2 separate regions of the Homo sapiens genome follow, and region 2 is linked to region 1. Evidence: chromatin contacts called from ENCODE Hi-C or POLR2A ChIA-PET data. All regions are on one chromosome and are shown on one strand. Each heading gives the region's core, a stretch centred on a gene start or an enhancer-like site at or near the end of the contact. The rest is flanking DNA. Distances are from core to core; before and after follow the strand shown. Region 1 holds the start of PAXX (PAXX non-homologous end joining factor). Region 2 holds the start of MAN1B1-DT (MAN1B1 divergent transcript).

Region 1 (5,697 bases), core at 2,627-5,126:
GAGAAGGACGTGGTGGAAGCCAGTGGAAAAGCTGCTGCCAGTAGATGAAGCTGGCCCGATGTGAGCCACGAAACAGAACATGACACCAGGGTGTGAGCCAAAGTGTAAAATAAACACCTGAGGTCCACACGGACCCAGCCTGAGGCTAGTTAAATGAAGGTTTTGCAGTTTTCTCGTCATGTTTTGGAACTAATCTTTGTTTCTGGTCTTGTGTCAGTTCCTACAGCTGCCACAAATTATCACAAACTTGTAGCTTGAAGCCAGAGTTCAAAATCAGTTTAATAGGGTCGAGGTATCAGCCGGGCTGTGCTCCCTCCGAGGGCTCTAGGGGAGAAACCTTCCTTGCCTCTTCTAGCTTCTTTGTCTTCTTTTTTTGTTGTTGTTGAGACAGAGTCTTGCTCTGATGTCCAGGCCAGAGTACTATGGCGCGATCAGATCACTGAAGCCTTGAACTCCTGGGCTCAAGCAGTCCTCCTGCCTCAGCCTCCTAAGTAGCTGGGACTACAGGCATGCATCGCTATGCCTGGCTAATGTTTTCTTTTTAGAGATGGGTCTTGCTGTCTTGCTCAGGCTGGCCTTGAACTCCTGGCCTCAAGCAGTCCTCCCACTCTGAACTCCCAAAGCACTGGGATTGCAGGCATGAGCCACTGGGCCTGGCCTCTTCTGGTGGGATACCCTACCTTGTTTCCACCTGAGTGACCCTCTCCTGGCAGAGAGAGAGCCGGACACACTCCATTTTAGTTTCTTCACCTGCGGCCCCCTTTCACCTTCCTCCCTGAAGGCATAGCTAGTGTAAACTGACTCAAAGCACGTCCAGGAATGCACCTACTGATAAGACATTGAGGCAAGCTGCACCAGCAGCTCCTGGGGACACGCGTGGTGGATGGCACCCAAAACCCCTGCATTTATCTCTTTGTGATAGTTTAAGCCTCTGCACCTGGAACTGTTTATTTTTTGTAACTGCATTTGTAACCAATTAATTTTTTTAACTTTTTGCCAGTTCTGCTTCCGTAAAAATTGCTTCAGCTAAAATCCCCCCTCCCCTATTTAGACCACGGTATAAAAACAAAACTAGCCCCTTCCTCGGGGCCGAGAGAATTTTGAGCGTTAGCTGCCTCTCAGTCGCGGCTAATAACGGACTCTTTAATTTGTCTCAAAGTGTGGCGTTTCTGTATAACTCGCTTGGTCACAACACTGGCTTCTGATAGCAGCCTGTAATCCTTGGCTTGTGGGCTGCATCGCTCCAGTTCCTCCCTCCATGCCATGCTGCCTTCTTTTCTGTCTCAAAGCTTCCTCTGCCTCACTTTTAAAAGGCCCTTGAGATGGCACTGAGGGCCTCCCTGGGCAATCCAGGATAATCACCCCATCTCAAGGGAATATCTGCAAACACTCCTTTCTTTTCTTTCCTTTTTTTGGGGGGAAGGGGAGACAGGATCTCACTCTGTTGCCCAGGCTGGAATGCAGTGCCCAGCATCTTCCATAGACAATAGCATTCACAGGTCCCAGGGATTAGGGCCTGATATCTGGGGCCTGCTACAGCCAGCATCTCAGAGTTCACATGACAAAGAAGAGGCCCCCCAGTCCTCTCCAAATCTGCCCCACCCCAGTCATCTTGGGGATGAATCTCCCCTTTCCACTCTTCCCAAATGCCAGGGCCATCCTTGATTGTTCTTTGTCTCCTCCTCCCTCCACCTCCAGTCCGAGCCCATGGTCCACCCCTCTCCTCTGCAGCCCCCGTCCTCTCTCCTCACAGCACAGAATACGGACTTCACACACATAAGTCAGACGTGCCACTTCCCATCCACCCCTGCTTAAACCTCCAACAGCCACCACCCCCCATTCATTCATTCACAATGTTTATTCAGTGTCTGTATGTGCCAGCCATTGTGTAAGCGCTGAAGAGACGGATACACTGGCAGGTAAAACAGACAGAAATCCCTGCCCTCATGGACCTCCTGGGGTGATGGACAATAAGCAGGGTAAATAAGTGTATTGGTGGTCACTTACTGCAGAGTGACAGGTTACCCCAAATGCAGCTGCTTAACCAGCAGGCATGCATTATCTCCCAGTGTCAGCCAGGCAGGACTCTGGGCCTTTGACACAAAGTTTCAGGAGGCTGTGGTCAAGCTGCCGGCCGATGATGTGGTCTCATGGGAAGGCTCAGCTGGGGCGTCAGCTTCCCGGTTCCCTTGCTGGCCATGGTCATCCCCTTAGGGCTGCCTCATGTCACACCCAGCAATTCAAGAGCAATTTTGTCCTATTCTAGTTGCCAGAAGCAAGTCATTAATAAAGTCCAGCCCAAGGGGAGGGGAGTGCAGAAAAGTCTAAACCCAGGAGGGTATAACAGGGAGCTAGCTGCCAGAATAAAGCAAGCCAAAGTGTACTTTCTACAGTGAGAAGTGTGAAAAATAGGGAAATGACAGGAGAGAGGGATGTGAGAGCTGGGCAGCATGCTGCAATGTCAGAACAACACCAGGGAAGGTCTCACTAAAGTGACTTTTGAGTAAAGACCTGAAGGAAGCATGTGAGTCTGGGGAAAGGATGTGCCAGGCAGAAACAGCAGCATGTGCAGAGGCCCAGGGGGCAGGAGCCAGGACTGGGAGTGAACTGGGAAGCAGGAGGAGGTGAGGCAGGCTTGCTGTGGGAGCACTCCGATATGGAAGCGTAGCTTACAGACCCACTGGCCCTCCCCACAGCACCATGCTGCCAACCTGGCCTTCTTGCCGAGCCTTGAACAGAACCATTATTTATGTGGCCAGGCCTCCGCCTGGGATCTCCCTGTCCCTGGTGGGAGCCATCCTCTTCCTCCTGCCCTCATAGCACCCGCTGCAGTTTCTCCTGGCGCTTGGCCCTGCCTGAGAGTGTGGTGTCTCTCCTATTGGATCCTAGAAGCTCCAGGGAGTCAGAGACCTTGTCTGTTGATCGATATCCAGGCCTAGGACAACAGGCACGTAGGAGGAGCTGGAGGAATACCATGCGCGGGACAGAGAGCGCAGAAGCCTTCTTCCCTGGAGATCGCTCTGTACTGTGACTTCTTTTTTTGTTTGTTTGAGACAGAGTCTCGCTCTGTTGCCCAGGCTGGAATGCAGTGGCGCGATCTCGGCTCACTGCAACCTCCACCTCCCTGGTTCAAGCAATTCCCCTGCCTCACAGGCGTGCGCCACCACACCTGGCTAATTTTTTTGTATTTTTAGTAGAGACGGGGTTTCACCATGTTGGCCAGACTGGTCTCGAACTCCTGACCTCAGGCAATCTGCCCGCCTCGGCCTCCCAAAGTGCTGGGATTACAGGCGTGAGTCACCTTGCCGGACCAACCGTAACTTCTTACGATTAGAGTTAGGAAGCTTCCGGTTTGTGTGTGAAGACGATGGAAGGGCGGGGCTCCAGGATGTATCCGCAGAGCCACGGAGGGAACCTGGACTCGGCTGGACTTGGAGCCGGGGCGGGGGCGGGAGGGGGCGAGGTTCGAGTGGGGCTGCTCGCGGGCGCGAGGGCCAGAGCCCGGGATCGCGCCGTGGAGCCCACGACCGGCGAGGCCAGCGCTGGGGGCAGGGCCTCTGGATCCCTGACCCAGGACGCCCTGCTCCGGCCCGCCCCGCGCACTAAACTCGGCCTCTAGTCGCCTGAAGCCCGCGCGGGTACCGGGTCCGCGCGGCCCGGCCTGTGCCTTTAGCCCCGCCCCGAATCCCCCCACCCTCATAACCCCGCCCCTAACCCCGCCTCCACACACAGACCCCGCCCCCAACCAGACTCCGCCCCGCGCAAGCTCCCTAAGCCCGCGACTGGCCTGCACCCGGCTCCGGAAGTCGTTCTTCCGCGCAGGAGCCCTGAGCCCGCACAGCCCCGCCCCTCCCGGCGCCCAAGCCCCGCCCCGCCGGGTTCCCGCTCGCCCGGCGCCATGGATCCGCTGTCGCCGCCGCTCTGCACGCTGCCGCCGGGCCCCGAGCCGCCCCGCTTCGTGTGCTACTGCGAAGGGGAGGAAAGCGGGGAGGGGGACCGCGGCGGCTTCAACCTCTAGTGAGTGGGGGTCCGCGGGGAGGTAGGGGTGCAGGGAGCTCCGCGGGCGGCCCCGCCTGACAGGCCTTCTCCCCCAGCGTGACCGACGCCGCGGAGCTTTGGAGCACCTGCTTCACGCCGGACAGCCTGGCGGCCCTCGTGGGTAACTGGGCGGGTCTGGGAGCCGCCACACCCCTCCTTGCAGTGCAGATCGTCTATGGGGCGACAGACATCTGGGATTCCCCAGAAGGCTCTGACACCCTCTGCCCGCCCTGTAGCTGTAGTCCTCCCATTGGCTAGGGCTCTGGGGTCGGGCAGGTTTCGGGTGCCCCCAGTGGGCCTCGGGTTCCAGGCAGCTCGTGACAAGCCCCTGTGCTCTCTAGAAAGCCCGTTTTGGCCTGAGTGCGGCTGAGGACATCACCCCCCGGTTCAGGTGAGACCCAAGCAGGGAGGAAGGACGGGTGGGGAGGAGGAGGGTCTGCCACAGCTCTCCGCACCTCTCCTCTCCCAGGGCAGCCTGTGAGCAGCAAGCTGTGGCTCTGACTCTGCAGGAGGACAGAGCATCCCTGACGCTTTCAGGGGGGCCCTCGGCACTGGCCTTTGACCTCTCCAAGGTACCAGGCCCAGAGGCAGCCCCCAGGCTGCGGGCGCTGACACTGGGCCTGGCAAAACGCGTGTGGAGCCTGGAGCGGCGACTGGCAGGTAGGATTGGGGGTGGGCACCTCATACCTTCACTGGGGTCCCCTGCTCTTGCCCCCACTCCTGGCACTGAGTGGGGTTCCCATGGGCTTTCCTCCCCAGCTGCAGAAGAGACAGCTGTCAGCCCGAGGAAGAGCCCCCGGCCTGCAGGGCCTCAGCTCTTCTTACCAGGTAAGGCATGTCCGCCTGTGACTCAAGTAGGGCTGTGCTCTTTAACCTGGAACTCAGTTTCCCCCCAAACAAGACTCACGCTCCAGAGAGAATGCCTATCTATTCGGAGAAGGTTGTGGTTGGGATGCTGCCAGGTTCAGGAGCTGCCCCTGTCCTGTTTTCCCCCAGACCCAGATCCCCAGAGAGGTGGCCCTGGACCTGGAGTCAGGAGGCGGTGTCCAGGAGAGTCGCTCATCAACCCCGGGTTCAAGAGGTACCCTCCCACAGCCCCCTTCCTGCGCCCAGGGTCCAATCCTGGACCCCACCCCTTTCTCCACACCATAGTGCCATAGTGACACCCCTCTTCCCTCCCAGTAAGAAACCAGCTGGTGGCGTGGACTTCGATGAGACCTGAAGGTGCAGCACAAGCGTGGCCCCGCGGGGAGTCCGCCTATGAGGGGAGAGGCAGTCTTTGAGGCCCCCATCAGAGACCCCCCGCCACCACCTCCACCTGCCTGTCCTGGGCCAGGACTAACACGGCTCCTCAAATTCCTTCCCTGTCAAATAAACAGCTCCCTTGGTTGGAGGCTCTGGTGGGGCTCTGACTCCTGGCACTGGCCTGGGAAGGGATCAGGGAACACCCCTGGGCCTGTGTTCTGGGTGTAGGGCCACAGGATGTGAACAGATGCTGCAGCCTCTCAGCTCCCTGGAGACTTCCTTGCTGGGCCGGAGGGAGGTGAGCACTCTCAGACCGTCCAGCTATTCCAGCCCTGCCAGCCCAGGAGCTGAGAGGGGCCCAGCCAGGCAGGGCCAGGGCTCCCCAAGGCTTAGAACTTTGTTCCCACCCTCCCA
Region 2 (5,991 bases), core at 293-2,792, 94 kb after region 1:
CTCCTGAGCTCAGGGGATCTGCCCACCTTGGCCTCCAAAAGTGCTGGGATTACTACAGGCATGAGTCACTGTGCCCCGCCCACGGGAAATTTCTTTTTTTTTTTTTTTTTTTTTTTTGAGACAGAGTCTTGCTCTGTTGCCCAGGCTGGAGTGCAGTGGTGCCATCTCGGCTCACTGCAACCTCCACCTCCTGGGTTCAAGGAATTCTCCTGCCTAAGCCTCCCGTGTAGCTGGGACTACAGGTGCCTGCCACCAACCATGCCCTGCTAATTTTTTTGTGTTTTTTGTAGAGACGGGTGTCTCACCATGTTGGCCAGGCTAGTCTTGAACTCCTGACCTCAAGTGATCCACCTGCCTCGGCCTCCCAAAGTCCTGGGATTACAGAAGCCACCGCGCCTGGCCCCAAGGGGAATCTTTTAAAAAAGAGAAGTTCCCATAAACTGCTTTGAAACCATAAAGACCAAAGGTTAGAAGGGTTTGCCGCAGGCGCTCCGTTGCTAATGTTTTTGTGAGGGCTTCTTCAGGGCCTCTTGTTAGAGTGTGACATAAACGACTTCATTTGGGTACCAGCAAGTGTCACAGGGGGCAGAGACCAGCAGAAACCTAAAGATGACCCCTAGAAGAGCAGGAGGCCAGGGGAACAGAGTTAGACGAGCCACGTGCTAAGCAGGACGTCGCTGCCGGGGGAGCTCTCCAGACACGCAGAAATGCCACAGTCAGGACCGTGGGACGCAGCGGATTCGCCCAAGGGCAGGAGCAGCCTGGCCAGGAGAGAATGAAGGAGGGGCCGGGCGTGAGGTTCGGCTGGGGAGAACCCAGGCAGGGAGGGCCTCGGGCGGCCACGGACGCCGCTTTGCCATTTTGGGCGTTTCTGGGGAGGACAACGCGTGCAGGAAGCGCAGTCATCTCAAGCTGACCTCCAAGGTTACCGAGTTCGAGGGCTGGGAGCCGGGTCTGAAAGCCCCGACCCGCCTATGGCGCGGGGACTGTGGGTCCAGCCGGCCGATTGGCCGCCTCGCTCGGCGCCGGTCCAGGCGCAGCGCTCGGGCCCCGGGGACCGTGAGATGCGGCGCAGCCAGCTTAGCTCGGGGTAGCAGCCACCCCAGCCCGGGTGCCGCCCGGCCTGGTCCGCGACTTCGGGAGGGTCCGGTCCTTCCCCCGGCCCCCACGCCTGGGTGAGGCCCTGGGCTTCTTGCCGGTGACCACGCGGCCAGGGTGGGCACCAGCCCAGGACGGCGCCCAAGGGCAGCCCAGCTCCATCCCCGCGCCGCGGGTTCCGGAACCGAGGCGCGGGACGCTGGGACTCTCTGCCAACATGGCGGCCCCGCCCGGGCGCCTCCCCGGGTCCCTAGTGTCTGCGTCTCCCGTGAGGGCGTGGGCAAAGTCGGTGCAGCCAGACGACAGGAGGCGAGAGAAGCCCAGCTCCAGGCCCATGAGGCGAACCACGTGGGAGCCCCAGACAGCGACCACGCCCCAGGCGAACCAAGGCCCGCCCCGTTGCTACAGCTACGCTCGTAGCACACCTGGGCAGGCGCTGCCGGACGCATGCGCAATGAACCTGAGGGCAGGGCGGAGTCGCAGCAGTTGTCTGACGCAGTCGCCGTAGGACGCAGCCCCGTACGCTGGAGCGCAGCGGAGACAGGCGCGGGCGCACTGGCCGCATAGAGACGCAGCGCACGCGCAGTCGCGTATCCGTGTGATGGGCGGGCTGTTGACGGCGCTGCGATGGCTGCCTGCGAGGGCAGGAGAAGCGGAGCTCTCGGTTCCTCTCAGTCGGACTTCCTGACGCCGCCAGTGGGCGGGGCCCCTTGGGCCGTCGCCACCACTGTAGTCATGTACCCACCGCCGCCGCCGCCGCCTCATCGGGACTTCATCTCGGTGACGCTGAGCTTTGGCGAGAACTATGACAACAGCAAGAGTTGGCGGCGGCGCTCGTGCTGGAGGGTGAGGGTCGCGCCGGGCTGACTGGGGCCCGGGGCTGCCGTGCCCGCCGCCCTCCCAGACTGCGGCTCCGAGCGGGACCTGGGCGGGCGGACTCGACTCCCCAGGCGCCGCCCTCTCCACCCCTTCCCCGCAAAAAGGGGCAAATGTGCGTTCCTGGTTGGGGCAGCCGTGGGCGGCTCGCCTGCAGCGGTCTCAGCGGCCCAAATTCTGCGGGGCGGTGGTGGGAAGAGGGCTCAGAGCCCCAGCAGGTTTTCTGGGCTTCGTTCGCTTTTCTGCAAGGTCCTGGCCCAGGCGCCTGCCCCTCTTGGAGCGGAAACCGGAGGTTCCCCGTGGTGTATGCTCCCCTCGGTACAGTGAGAAATGAGCCCCTCTTGATTGGCTCCTGGTCTGTTCGTGGTGGTCTCAGGCCGAAGGGCATTGATAACCACATGCGGACTGTGCATCGCCTGGGCGGTGCCTGGGCTACATCTGTGGGAGTCGCAGGAGTCTTTCTCCACTGTTGATGAAATGTGACAGAAATGTTTCTGCTTTTTTCTTATCCTCGTCTCATCTGCACCACTGTATTAACGACATCTGTAGTATTGTCCCAGCAATGTTCCTACTCCCTGCTGAGAGGGAACTTCTCCCCATTCAAAATAAATAGAGCTGGCCGGGCACGGTGGCTCATCCCGCGTTCCACCCACTACACTCCAGCCTAGGTGTAACAGAATGAGACCCTGTTTCCAAAAAAAAAAAGAAATAGAGCTGAACACTGGATCTTCCAGAAGAATTCCTTATTGTCCTCACAGTTTGTGACAGTTGAGACGTTCCGTGTGATATATTCAGTAAGAAATGTCATTCTCTGTACCTCCCTTAGAAATGGAAGCAACTGTCGAGATTGCAGCGGAATATGATTCTCTTCCTCCTTGCCTTTCTGCTTTTCTGTGGACTCCTCTTCTACATCAACTTGGCTGACCATTGGAAAGGTATCAGAAACACGTGTACTTGAAAACGATATCTGTGTTGAGGGTTGATTGGGCAGAAGCAATCTTGCATTCTACCTTAAACAGCTCCAGGAGGCATATATGGCAACGAATTGGCAAGAAATCAAGATAAAGAGAAAGGTAGAGCTGTATGTAACCACCTGGCTAGAACACAGATGTTAATTTGATGCTGTCTGACTACTTTCTAGGTCTCTGGTGTAAGTACTGATATGTCCAGCCTCCCTTATAGAGTAAGTCAGCTGGTGGGCTTGAACACTCAGCCTAAATAACCACACAAATTTCGTAGCACTCATTAGCGTGTGTTTGGAAAAGACCAGGCAGAGTTCTGGTGAGGATGTGGAGAATCTCTTCTCACTTGGTCTAAGATGCTTCTCTTTGGAGCAAAGCTAAAGGGCTCCTGCCCACCTGCCACATGCTGAACGTCCCTGAATGGAAAATAGGAAGGCAAAAGATGTGGGGTTCTGTGTTATGGACAAGGACACAAACTGCCAAGTGTTTTGAAAAAGATTTCATTCCCTTGGGACATTGTTGAATTCATTTCAGTGACTATCAGGTATCATAATGTTGATTTGTAATGGATAGTGCCTGCCAAGTGTTTTTATAAAGCAGTTTAAATCTCTTGTAGGCCTTGTGGCATATTTGAAATAAAATAGCTTCTGTTATTCAGCTCTGGCTTTCAGGCTAGAGGAAGAGCAGAAGATGAGGCCAGAAATTGCTGGGTTAAAACCAGCAAATCCACCCGTCTTACCAGCTCCTCAGAAGGCGGACACCGACCCTGAGAACTTACCTGAGATTTCGTCACAGGTACTTTGAGCAAATGGTGTGGGGTTATAACTGGGGTTCAATCCAGAGGCATTTCAAACCACTGAAGATTGAGAAGAATTATTTTCCTTTACCATTTATTACCACGTGTTTACCTCTCTCTCGTTTTGGACTGGTCGGATAATACTTGGGGAAAGAGAGGCGTAGTCTTTGCTTCATTCTTTTTGAAGACCAGCCATGGCCAGTTCCGGTTTTACTTCTGACTGTGCAGTGTTGAATAAGACAGACCTGTTTCCTCTCAAGAGGCCACAGCTGGTAGGAGAGGCTGGTGAGAAGCCAGGCACAGATGGGCAGAGGCAGATGGCACATGGTGTACATCCTATGTGGAAAAGAGCAGGGCGCTGGTGAAGAACAGTGGCTGGTCCTGAGGGTTCAGGGGAGGCCGTGGCACTGAGGGCAAGATCTGAGGGCTGAGAAGCTGCTGGCACCGGGCAAGGTGGGGAGAGGCAGACTTGAGCCTGAGTGAAACTGCCTGAGGCAAGGAGGACCTTGGCATATGCGGGAAGGTGAAATTCCCAGGGCTGGGAGAGGGAGCAGGGGTTGGCTCAGTCCAGCTGTGGTCCTGCAGGTCCTGGAGGCAGCATGGAGGGTCCAGTTGATGTATGCGGGAAGATTTTGGCGTGGACTGGAGGTCTGAGATGTTTACTGTGAAACTGCTCTGGCTGGGTGGAGACACAGTGGAGGGCAGGAGGCCAGGAGAGCTGCCTGGCCGTGGGAAAAGCTGAGTGGGGGGAGGAGTGCTCCGCAGGAGTGGGCCTTGGGAGAAGGAGGGTGAGTCCCCGGGTGGAGGGGCCAGCAAAGGCTGTGCAGGCTCTGGCTTGGGGACACTGAGGAGCTCCGTTTTGGATCTGCCCACTGTGAGATGTCTGGGAGGCGCCATGGAGACCTTGGTGGGCAGGTGGTGCCAGGATCAGAGTCTGCCAGGGGAGACAGGTTTTAGGAGTCCCTAGGTATAGGTGGTTTGTGTCCTCTGGAAACGTTGGAAGAAGGGGCCAGGCCTAGTCCTGGGCACCACCAGGCTGAGAAGATTGGGGTCAGGGAGGAGGGCAGGGGGAGTGGAGACTGGGGATGGGTCAGGAGGCAGCTGGAGAACCAGGAAAACGTCCTGTCAGTGAAGGTTTGGTTCAGGAAGAACAGCCAAATCCCCGACACCGTTGAGAACACCAGGGTGGTGCTGACTCTGGTGTGGCTGCTCGGAACCCTTAGAAGGCCCTTAGGGTGTTAGTTACTGTTGTTGGTACATCTGTGATTGTGTCTAGCAGGTGTGGGAGTGCCTTGGGAGCTTCACCTGTGGCCAGAGTCCTCAGCGCCAGGTGGACTTCCCTGCAGGGCTGTGACAGGGACAGACAGCGCTTTCTAACAGTGGCCTTGGGAGTGGTAACCTGCCGAGGAACAGCTCCTGGGCTGGGGAGCTGGAGGCAGGCTGCTGCCCACTGGCTAAGGATCTCAGCAAGAGGGGCATTGGGGCATTGGCCCCCATGAGCTTGGGCCACCCTCAGACTGCCGTGGGGGTGTTTTGATTTTTTTTTTTTTCGAGGCGGAATCTCACTCTGTCGCCCAGGCTGGAGTGCAGTGGTGTGATCTCAGCTCACTGCAACCTCCGCCTCCCGGGTTCAAGTGATTCTCCTGCCTCAGCTTCCCGAGTAGCTGGGATTACAGGCGCCCGACACCACGCACAGCTAACGTTTGTATTTTTAATAGAGACGTGTTTCACTATGTTGGTCAGGCTGGTCTCGAACTCCTGACCTCTTGATCTGCCCACCTCAGCCCCCCAAAGTGCTGGGATTACAGACATGAGCCACCATGCCCGGCCCTTTGATTTCTTTAACAAGAAAATGTGTCCTTTTAAAATTTCTATAAGCTCAATAGAGAGGGGATGGACAGTACCAAAAAGCAGAAGGAAGCAAACCCACATTCTCCTTTCAAAGGCAGCATTCCTGTCGCTGAGCAGCTTCTCCAAGGGTGGTCTAGCCGGGCAGAGGGTGTAGGGTGGGAATTGGCCCCTAGAAGGTGCCGTGCCTGATGGGAGAGTCCTGCTCTTGATTGGCCATGGGGCCACTGCTCCACACTCTTCGGTGTGAGGATTTCTGCCTTTGACCAAGGTCTTTGTCTACAAATTGAATTTTCCTGACTGGAAAGCCGACAGGTGCTTCCTTTCCTTCTTTGGTCCTTCGTCTCCTTTGCATATGGAGTATCGTAACTGCCTGAGAGCAGACTGTGGTATTTTTTCCATTGAAAGATG

Evidence for each region. Hi-C counts contacts between places; a loop is a spot of excess contacts on that map. ChIA-PET counts read pairs that join two places held with the same protein, here RNA polymerase II (POLR2A). Pooled maps may share reads with other maps.
Region 2: a map of ascending aorta shows a loop between it and region 1 (2.2-fold over the local background). The contact joins the promoter of MAN1B1-DT here to the promoter of PAXX in region 1. A Hi-C loop is called at or near these places in 2 of 168 maps with a recorded cell type or tissue (ascending aorta and naive thymus-derived CD4-positive, alpha-beta T cell), 4 of 37 single-sample maps with no recorded cell type and 14 of 50 pooled maps. POLR2A ChIA-PET finds 5 or more read pairs at or near these places in 23 of 52 experiments (A549, BJ, CD4-positive, alpha-beta T cell and 18 more).

The regions. Positions count from the first base shown.
Region 1 is chr9:136,988,546-136,994,242 of GRCh38, forward strand. PAXX (PAXX non-homologous end joining factor) reads left to right here and starts at 3,877. Exons shown (of 7, transcript NM_183241.3): 1 at 3,877-4,017; 2 at 4,095-4,155; 3 at 4,380-4,429; 4 at 4,508-4,698; 5 at 4,798-4,866; 6 at 5,035-5,119; 7 at 5,221-5,431. The coding sequence starts at 3,899. The coding sequence ends at 5,260. RefSeq lists silencers at 1,692-1,986, 3,433-3,722, 3,733-4,112 and an enhancer at 4,070-4,612.
Region 2 is chr9:137,085,275-137,091,265 of GRCh38, forward strand. It overlaps MAN1B1-DT (MAN1B1 divergent transcript), which reads right to left and starts at 1,543. Exons shown (of 1, transcript NR_027447.1): 1 at 1-1,543. It overlaps MAN1B1 (mannosidase alpha class 1B member 1), which reads left to right and starts at 1,711. Exons shown (of 13, transcript NM_016219.5): 1 at 1,711-1,944; 2 at 2,801-2,909; 3 at 3,595-3,731. The coding sequence starts at 1,726. RefSeq lists silencers at 1,065-1,294, 1,845-2,074 and an enhancer at 1,635-1,864.